Linked DNA regions of Homo sapiens: region 2 is linked to region 1. Evidence: read pairs that join two places in POLR2A ChIA-PET (ENCODE). Cell type or tissue: endothelial cell of umbilical vein. All regions are shown on one strand. Each heading gives the region's core, and the rest is flanking DNA. Links, peaks and the distances in the headings are about the cores only.

The links. Peaks named below come from ENCODE experiments on the same cell type or tissue, not always from the same donor. Only the 100,000 strongest peaks of a DNase experiment are listed, where the experiment ranks them.
Region 2: POLR2A ChIA-PET joins it to region 1 with 7 read pairs; 3 of 35 experiments call an interaction of 5 or more read pairs at or near these places.

The regions. Positions count from the first base shown.
Region 1 is chr20:9,048,777-9,054,158 of GRCh38, reverse strand. No RefSeq gene overlaps it. Among named protein-coding and RNA genes, the nearest start is that of PLCB4, 18 kb to the left of the region's middle. RefSeq lists an enhancer at 1,961-3,160. In endothelial cell of umbilical vein, for the core only: no CTCF peak of the experiment used is centred there; a DNase peak (open chromatin) is centred at 2,438; H3K27ac peaks cover 479 bases.
Region 2 is chr20:8,965,721-8,971,102 of GRCh38, reverse strand. It overlaps LOC105372522 (a long non-coding RNA gene), which reads right to left. Exons shown (of 3, transcript XR_937244.3): 3 at 2,743-3,883. Among named protein-coding and RNA genes, the nearest start is that of PLCB4, 100 kb to the left of the region's middle. In endothelial cell of umbilical vein, for the core only: no CTCF peak of the experiment used is centred there; no DNase peak of the experiment used is centred there.

The sequences.
Region 1 (5,382 bases), core at 220-5,219:
CGTCGAGGTGGCTTCTTTCACTCCAGTTTCTCCATAATTGTGTTAATATCAGGAAGAAGATTGTCAGTCTACTACTGATTCCAATGTTAATCTCATCCAGAAATACCCTCACAGACATACCCAGAATAATGTTTGGCCAAATGTCTGGACACCCCATGGCCCAGTCAAATAGCCACATCAAATTAACAATCACAAGTGCTTAGTACAGTATCTGGCACCTACAAAAATTCAATGAATGCTAGCTCAGGACTCTTTCAGACTACTTCTAGAGCTTATTAATCTCTTTCTTTCTCTGAACTTCTACAGTGGTTTAGTGGTAGTACTATAAAGGAATGACTTTATATAGCACTTACATTATTGTAATGCATTTTATTGATTGTTTATGTACATTATGTTTTCCCAAAGAGACTAGGGAGGTAAAAAGAGAATCACTGGCATCTTCAGCTGCTGAATAGTAAGGAGAACCATGGCTTTTCCCTTCCTCTTCATGAGAGAAAGGAGAGGGGTTCTTCTCCCACACCACACCAAAGAGAGATGCTCTGAATAAACTATTTCTAAAGATTTTGTTTTGCCCCTTAGAAAGGAAGATGGGCATCTCATGGGGCATGTAGTTGGGCAGCATCTGGTCTACAAAACCTATTGGCCCACTTTGTGCTAGCTATTACAGCTAACTGGAGCTTGAATGAGGGAGCAGGGGAAGGAAGTTCTTGGGAGAGCTTGAGATGTAGCTGCAGAGTTACTGAAAGTAACTCTGTCTTATGTCTCAGGACATAAAGTATAATGCCTGCTTCTCACGTGGAGATCATTATCAATGACAGGAACTTGTGGTGGGTTGGGGAGAGGAGCCAGGCAGGAAGGGACTGTGGTGTTGCATGCTGGTAAGAAGATGTGGGCAATCTTCACCGTATCTCAGTGCTCTGAGACTCTTAGAGGGCATACAAAAGGGCTTCAGCAATTTCCACGCATGAAGAAGCACAAAGGATAGAAAAGGAAGCAAACCCAGTAGCTACTTCAGGCTATATGATGCCCAACCCAGAAATGGGGCTGAGGACAAAGGGAGACTTGGCTGCTGCTCTCCACAAGGTCCTCGGTGGGGCAGAGGCAAAACTATGCTGGACATCACCCCAAGAAACAATGCATCACCATCCTAAGGGAAATCACCTTGAAATAGGCCATCAGCTGCATACCCAGCCAGAGGAAGACTGGGGCATGTTCCTCCACCAACAGACAGTCATTTCTATTTCCATTTCTCCTATTTCCTCACTATTTATATAAAACAAAGGATTACAACCTGGAAGGAGAGGAAAGAAACGTTCCCATAAAAGACAACGAATTTCCAGGCTAGGAGCAGTGGCTCACGCCTGTAATCCCAACACTTTGGGAGGCCGAGGCGGGTGGATTACGAGGTCAGGAGATCAAGACCATCCTGGCTAACATGGTGAAACCCCGTCTCTACTAAAACTACAAAAAATTAGCCGGGCGAGGTCGCGGGCACCTGTAGTCCCAGCTACTCGGGAGGCTGAGGCAGGAGAATGGCATGAACCCGGGAGGCGGAGCTTGCAGTGAGCCGAGATCGCGCCACTGCCCTCCAGCCTGGGCGACAGAGCGAGACTCTATTTCAAAAAAAAAAAAAAAAAAAAAAAAGACAATGAATTTCCTTTCTTACATGGGAGAAGAATTAATAATGCTGCCCACACTGCTTCTCTCCCTGAAATTTCCAAGTTTCCAAGTCAGGAGGTAAGAAGATCTCTAAAAGGTCTAAATTAAAACTAATTTAAACTGGAGATTTAAAGTGGACCAATCTGAGTGCAGTGGAGCGTGTGATCAAAGCTTACTGCCTGCTCGACCTGCCGGGCTTAGGTGTGCCTCCTGCCTCAGCCTCTCAAGTAATGGGGACTACAGATATGTGCTACCACACCTGGCTATTTTTTTTTTGTCAGTAGAGATGGGGTCTCATTATATCCCCCAAGCTGGTCTTAAACTCCTGGGCTCAAGGGATCCTCCTGCATCAGCCTCCCAAAGCACTGGGATTACAGTCATGCGTCATAACACCCAGTCTGATTTTTTTTTAGGTAACAAAGTATAGAAAGATATCACTAGTTACCACCAATATTGAGTTCTTTCTTTCTGAGCACATACAAAAAAAAAAAAAAAAAAAAAACCTTACATTTCTCATCCTTCTTGGAGTTAGGCAGAGCTGTGTTTTATTTGTGAATCAATGGACTGTGAGCAAAAGCGACAAGTGATATTTTCATCTGAGAAAGTAAAAATCCTGCAGGGTTTTCTTTTCCTGCTGTGGCCCCCTGAAAATATACATATTAGATTAAACTGAGTCATGAGATGTAAGCAGGCTGGATCTCTGAGTCACCTCTTGGAAGGGAGGTGTCCTGGAGTTCTGCTGGGCCCATAGCAGATTTTCTATGAGTCATAAACCTTTGTGAAATCACTGGGATTCCTAGCTAATTTATAATGACAGGATAGTTTAAGCTATTCTGACTCATGTAGGAATTGAAACTGGAAGTAGAGGGCTGTCATAACACAAACCTAAAATGTTTGGTGGAGACTTGTCAGTTAGGTGGTGAACAACTGGCTAATGTGTATCCGAGTCTGGAAAAACAGTGACGCATATATTACAGGAGCAAAATATTTCTTAAAACAGTTGTCAATGGAACCTTGGGACATGTATTAGATTTTGATTATTACTCCAATGAATTACTACAAATTTAGGCTGAAAGCAACACAAACTTATTATCTTAAAGATCTGTAGTGCAGGAGTCCTATGTGAGTCTCACCAGGCTGAAATCAAGGTGTCAGCAGGCCGCATTTCTTTCTTCAGGCTCCAAGGGAGAATCTGGGTTTTTGCAGTCGGGTTGTTGGCAGAATCAGTTCCTTGCAGTTGTAGCATTGAGATTTACATTTCCTTGCTGACTGTAAACTGAGGGCTGTTCCAGCCTCTAGAGGCTATCTCACATTCCTTGACTTGTTATCCCCTTCCTCCACCACCAAAGCCAGCAAGGGCAGATACAGGCATACCTTGTTTTACTTGTTTCACTTTATTGCACTTTGCAGATATTGCTTTTTTTTTTAATAAATTGAAAATTTATGACAACCCTGCATCAAGCACATCTGTTGGCTCCACTTTTGCAATAGTGTGTTCTCGCTCTGTGTCTCGTTGTCACATTTTAGCAATTCTCACAATATTTCAAACTCTTTCATTATTATCAGGATGATCTGTGATCAGTGATCTGTGATGTTACTATTGTAATTGTTTTGAGGTGCCACAAACTGCGCCAATATAAAGTGATGAATGTTGTGTGTGTTCTGACTGCTTTACCAACTGCCCATTCCCCATCTATCTTCCTTCCCTCTGGCCCCCCTATTCCCTGAGACAACAATATTGAGATTGGACCAATTACTAATCTAACAATGGCCTCTAAGTGTTCAAGGTGAAGGGAAGGGTCACATGTCTGTCACATTTGATATAAAACTAGAAATGATGAAGCTGAGTGAGGTAGGCATGTCAAAAGCAGAGATAGGCTGAAAGTGAGGCCTCTTGCACCAAACAGTTAGCTAAGTTGTGAATGCAAAGGAAAAATTTTTGAAAGAAATTAAAAGTGCTATTCCAGCGAACACACAAATGTTAAGAAACCAAAACAGCCTTATTGCTGATAGGGAGAAAGTTTGTGTGGTCTGGACAGAAGATCAAACCAGCCCAAATATTCCCCTTAAGCCAAAACCTAACCCAGAGCAAGGCCCTAATTCTCTTCATCCTATGACAGAGAGGTGAAGAAGCTGCAAAATTTGAAGTTAATGCAGCAGGTGACATTAAGTTGAAGCCAATGTTTATTTACCATTTCAAAAATCCTAGGGCTAGGCCAGGCGTGGTGGCTCACTGCTGTAATCCCGGCACTTTGGGAAGCCGAAGTGGGTGGATCATCTGCGGTCAGGAGTTCGAGACTAGCCTGGCCAACATGGCAAAACCCCATCTCTACTAAAAATACAAAAATTAGCTGGGTGTGCCTGTAGTCTCAGCTACTCAGGAGGCTGAGGCAGAAGAATTGCTTGAACATGGAAGGCAGAGGTTGCAGTGAGCCGAAATCACACCACTGCACTCCAGCCTGGGTGACAGAGCAAGACTCTGTCTCAGAACAAAACAAAACAAAATACTAGGGCTTTTAAGAATTATGGACCAGGTGCAGTGGCTCATGCCTGTAATCCCATCACTCTGGGAGGTCGAGGCAGGCAGATCATGAGGTCAGGAGATTGAGACCATCCTGGCCAACATGGTGAAACCCCATCTCTACTAAAAATACAAAAAATTAGCCGGGTGTGGTGGCGGGTGCCTGTAGTCCCCAGCTACTCGGGAGGCTGAGGCATAAGAATGGCATTAACCTGGGAGGCGGAGCTTGCAGTGAGCCAAGATCACACCACTGCACTCCAGCCTGGGCAACAGAGCGAGACTCCATCTCAAAAAAAAAAAAAAGAATTATGTTAAATCTCTCCCTGTGCTCTGTAAATGAAACAACAAAGCCTAGACAAACAGCACATCTGTTCACAGCATGGTGTACTGAATATTTTGAGCCCACTGTTGAGACCCACTGTTTAGAAAAAAAGATTCCTCTCAAAATATTGCTACTCATTGACAGTGCACCTGGTCACCCAAGAGCTCTGATGGGGATGTACAAAGAGATTAATATTGTTTTCATGCCTGTTAATGCAACATCTAATCTGCAGCCCAGGGATCAAGGAGTCATTTCAACTTTCATGTCTTATTATTTAAGAAATACATTTTGTAAGGCTACAGCTGCCATAATTAGTGATTCCTCTGATGAATATGGGTAAAGTAAATTGAAAACCTTTTGAAAAGGATTTGCCATTCTAGATGCCATTAAGAACATCTGTGATTCATGGGAAGAGGTAAAAATATCAACATTCACAGGAGTTTGGAAGAAGTTCATTCCGACCTTTATGAATGACTGAGGGTTTAAGACTTCATTGGAAGAAGTCCCTGCAGATCTGATGGAAACAGCAAGAAAGCTGGAATTAGAAGTGGTTCCCAAAGATATGACTGAATTGCTGCAATCTCATGATGAAACTTGAACAGATAAGCAGTTGCTTCTTACGGATGAGCACAAAAAGTATTTCCTTGAGATGAAATCTACTGCAGATGAAGATGCTGTGAACATTGTTGGAATGACAACAAAGGATTTAGAATATTCCATAAAGTCAGTTGATAAAGCAGTGGCAGGGTTGAGAGGATTGACTGCAGTTTTTTTTTTTTAATTTAATTTTAAGTTCTGGGATACATATGCAGGATATGCAGGATTTGCATATCCTACGGCTTTTAAGGGCTTTTAAGAATTATGGACCAGGCACGGTGGC
Region 2 (5,382 bases), core at 130-5,129, 83 kb after region 1:
AATAAATATTGAATATATAGTGGAAGGGAGTAATATGGAATTCAATGATATGAGAATAACCAGCTTCCTATTGGACAAGAATTGAGAAAAAGAAAACTCTGGGTATTCCCTTCTCTCTCTCTATCTCTCTCTCTCTGTCTGTACTTCTCTGGAGACACATGGACCAGACGATTTTCTGCTTCTCTCTATGTGACAGCTTTATCATCCCAGTTCTCTCTATAATCATCCTTCAACCTTTGTGGCCATAAAAAAATAAATGGCTGTTTCATCTTGAGGCTGCATGACCAAATTATAGGCTTCTTCATTCAAAATCCTGAATTATATAATCAAATTTTTTCTATCTTGTGTGTTAAATGACCATGCTAGTCCAATGAGCTATGAACATTGACAGGTGAGCCTACCTGTTACCTGTGGCTATGGGGGAGGGGGGTTGGGGAAAGGGTGAGATTAGGCTAGGCTAGGAAGAAGCAAGTAAACTAGTACCTCAGTTCCATAGAATCAGCCATTGATGAATTTTGTCTATATTTTCTTGATTCTAAATCCTTAGAAGAGATTACAGTTGCTGATTCCCGGTTTTCACTGTTGCAAAAGGAAAAAGAAATCTACTGACACTAGGTGATGTGAGCTGCTTGAACACCCCAGAATTTTATACTAAGCAATAGGCATGGTGCTAAGTTCTTTGGGCAGGTTGGCATTGTCCTTACTGTCAAGGAGATCAGAACCTAGTAGAAGAGACAATCGTATACATGAAAAATGACTGTGCTATGTGATTAGTACTGCAACAGGAACATATGCAAGGTTCGTAGATCCAACATAGGAGGGAAAGTCTTCAGAAAGAAGGGGATGTCTGGGCTGGAATGTGAAGGCCAAGTATGGAGTGAAACACTCCTCTAAAATGATTCTCCTTACGAGGTTGACCCTCAGTCCACCATCTTGAATCTGTAAGGAAAGCTAAGAGATGACCCTCACCAGCTGGAGCAGAAGGCTCAGTTATGCAGGCTCTCCTGTCTTCTGCCATCTTACCTCCAGAATTATGTTCTGGATATTTGTATGTCTCCTGCTTTTCTGATGGTGGACATATTTGAAGTTCATTCTTATTGATTAGGCTTTTTCCTTGACTACTTAAAAATACAAGTCTGTTCAGATATGAGGCTCTCTTGGATGACATCACTGTGTTGTCCAGTTTGGGGCAGTCTGTCTGAATAATCCCCACACTTTCAGTGACAATATGAGTTGAAGACTCCCTGGCGATTTTACCTCTTTCTTTTTTATATTGTGAAATTGAAATGTGTAGAGTGAGAAGAGCTCTTTCATGATAAATAGTTTGATCAATTGTCCTGGTCTTAGAAAAGCACATATAAAAAGGGAGCTGGATGTAGAAAAGTAAAATGTATCCCAGCTTACGAATTCTTAGAACAAGAGTGTGGACATGAGTCTTTCATTGTGCCTCAAAGAATTCTTTTTAACTACCAGGTTGTTGAATTTCAGGGTGGAGGATGGATTTGGTTACTTACCAGGAGTGCTGGGTGGATGGGGGATGTATGTATACATACACCCTGCTCTTATTGTCAACTTGTGCATAACCAGAAGTCATAATGTTTAGAGTAGAAATATGGGTAAAACACAGCTGGATTTATTATAGAACAATGCAATAGCCACACCTTTCTTCCTATAATATGCACAAGTGATGCCAGGAAAGTACTAAACAAATGAAGTCAGAGTTTAAAGTGAGCATATTGATTTACTAGCCTAGGATCCATTGGCCATCTGGCACAGACAATAAAAGGAAACCCATTAGAAAGAAACTTCTGAAACATTCAAACATTGTGCCTTGGCTTAAAAGAAGAGGACAGCAGAACCAGTTCCTACTTGGACTGCAGTTTGTTTATTCTGCTGATTTGAAATAAGAACCAGTGAGCCAAATGGTTTTGACTGGCTGTAGCATTTCTTTGTTTCTGTACACTTGGGCTGGGCCAGTTTCTGCAAATGAGCCTTTGCAGATATCACAGGACTTTCTTCTTTAGTTTTAAGGACCTTCAAAATTTCTGGGAAATCATTCCTGAAGCCATGTCTTCTCCAAAATGCTACACTAGGGTCATGGAGAAGAAAACATATTATTTAATTTATAACCATTTACATAATCTCTGCTGCTGTGAAGATAGGATGGTTATTGTGCTGTGGAGTTGGAATGAGGTGTGAGGTGTAGGCGTGGGAAGAAATAAACATGGAAAGAGTGACCCTTATCCTCCAAAAAGCCTGTGCTCCACTAGGGGAGATAGCTGTATACTCGAGTCATGCATAGGTTTGTCAAAGAAAGGGAGAGAGAAGAGCAAGGAAGGAAACTCAGTTTAGCAGTATTTTAAATAGAAGCATCACCACCAGGAATGGTGCACTTTTCCATCTCATCCCACGGACATGGTGGAGCAAAGAGAGTCTTTCCCATTCTGATTACAGATCACACCAGTGGAGGGCCCACTCATACATTTCATCCCTTCAGTGTGGTTAGCAACTGGAGAGCCCTAGGACTTAGGGCACTGGACAGACCCTTGCCTGTGATGATGAAAGGATAGTGAACATGTCCAGAGTGTCTCCGCTAAAACATGGTAGAGCTAGGTTTGAAAATCCAGATCTGGTTGACTTTAAATCTCATAGCCCTGGTCCTGAGACAGATACAATCAGCAAGGCATTTACCCTTTGACCCCAGATTCTTTATTGGCAAAATAAGCGACTTGGAAACAGTGGTTTTCAAACTTGTCTTTTTTTTTAATAAACAATTTAACACTTCTTTCAAATAAAGTATTATTCAAGTCCAAGACAGAAAACAGGTCAAAGCCACATTGCTTTGGTTGAAGACTGGGTGGGATCCACAGCTTTGATCTCTCTCTCACCCCAGACAAGTCTTGTGCTATCTTGCATTACTGTTCAGCAAATGATCATGCTCCCCTCCTCCTTCCATTGGAGAGTGTGCTTTATCACCCCACTGATGTTGGGCTTGCCTATATGACTTGCTTTGCTCAATGAAATAGAAGCAGACATGACATTGTTTACATTAAAAATGGGATTGCATAATCAAGATGACTTGGTGTTTTTCACCCTTGCCTCTGTTATGAGAAAAGTATGTCCCAGGCAGTCAATTGCTCCTTCAGCATGGAATGAAAGACAGGTGAAGAATCTGTGTATTTTACTTTTAGCCTGAACAAACTGAAAACCCATGAATGAGAAATAAAGGTTTGCTTTTGACCACCACTGAGATTTTTGGGGCTGCTCGTTACACAGTGTTACCATGGCAAAGTCTGACCGATATAAAGTCCCAAAACATGTACTCAAAACCTGTGTGGCTCACAGCACAGATCTAATTGGTGGAGAAAAGTGAGACCCTAAAAAATGAAACAAAACCCACAACAATCCCAACAACAAACAACAAACCCCACATTTATTCCATTGATAATCCCCATATCAGATAATTGAGTAGTTTTTTTGCTGCTTTGATGCCTAGTATTGCTATTTCCCTGTATTGTTTTCCAGTTAGATTTTTCAGAGTCTACACATCTGTGAAGCTTCTCATTTCACTGAAGTGAAATGACACCCTTGAGTGTCAACTGGCTTTTAGACATGAAGATGACAACCTTCCTGTGGTCATCTTGAGCGACCTGGTGTTGGGGAAAATGGGCTGCTTTCAGACTGCACAAAATCTGGAAATGGTTTAATTAGTGTGTAAGTTAATCAGGGTCCCTAAGTCAAAATTACCTGGAGTAGGCACATTTGCTTTTCTTAACCTCTTTTTCTTCTTTCCCACCGTGTTTTACTCTTTGTCTCCTTTCCACTCCCCGCAGGCCAAGAATGCAGGCACCACACATGGTTGTCTCTGTTTCATGAGCAGAACCTGAAATCATCAAAGTAGGTTTCAGGAGTTCTGAAATAAGTCCTGAGAATTTGCAATAAAATTTATTCTGATACAACCATTTTACTTTTAATGTTCTAAGAACTCACTTTAAGTGATAAATAGTCTGTGTGTTGAGTATGAAGAACAGCCTGTTTTTTTAAAAAATTTAATCTTAATGGGCTCCAAGTTCTTTGTAATGTTAACTGACAACACTTGATCATGGAGATTTTTGTCCATGGAGTCTCCTATGAGACGACTGCTTTGGCATACATTTCAGGAAGCTTTGGATTTATTCCTAGCTCCTTCAGGTTCTAGCACCCCGGTCTGTTTCTCACCAGCTCTTACGGACATGAAAATCTCCCTCTCTGGGCCACAGTTTGTTCATTTGTGAAATGGAAAGTTTAAATAAGATCATTTATGAGATTCTCAATATATCATTTACTATTCTTTCATAAAATTACTAAAAATGTAGTCATACTCATGTTTGATATTTCCTTGGGATAGAAGAGTTTAACCTCGCTTTGTATTTGGAATTATGTTTATTTATATGGAAGAGGGTCTGGAATCATGGTGGCAGAGAAAGTGAGTTACCTATCAGTAATGACAATTTTAATTTAAGATAAAAGACCGTATTTCTAAGCTTCTCTTAACAGCTATAGGTGGCCAAAAATATAAATGGAATTGTTAGGTGAGACTGTTGAGAAAATTCCTGCAGAGGGACACAAACAGCAGGAGTAGACCCTACTTGCTTGCTCTATCCCCCAACTTCTGCTTTCTGCCTGGAACAGAGAAGTAATGGTTGGAGCTCCTGTAGCCATTTTGAACCATGAAGCCAGCTTGAAATAAAAAACCATACACAAAGGATAGCAGAGCAGAAAAATAGAAAAAACTTAGGTTTCCTCTGTCACCATGGAGCCTTCATACTAGCCCTGAACATCTACCTTTGGACTTCTTTTATGTGTTAGAGAAATGAACTTCTGCTTTGTTTAAGTCACTGTTATTTTGAAAGTTTTTAATCGAGGCTGAATTCAATCCTGAACTGAGAGAGCCTAGCTTCTTGGTTCTTCAAAACTGCATTAGAGAACTTGCTAAAACACAGATTACTGGGCACACCCCTAGGGTTTTTGATTATGTAGGTCTAGGCTGCAGTCAGAGGATTTTCTTTTCTTTCTTTCTTTTTTTTTTTTTTGAGACAGGGTCTTGCTATGCTGCGTGTCACTGCCCCTGGCTGAGAATTTGCACTTGTAACAAGTTCCCTGGTGATGCTGTTGCTGCTGGTCCAGGGACCACATTTCAAGAACCACTGACTTAGAACATCTCCAATTCATTTGAAAAGGAGGGAATAAACCTTTGCCTCTTGACAAAGCAGTGTCATAAACCAGATTATAGGGTGTCGGCAAAATACTCCTTATGAAACATGTTTACATTTTGCTTCCAGACTCAAGATGAATGGCATCTTGGGAAGTTTTCATTTAAATACATGGGAATGGATAGTTCCT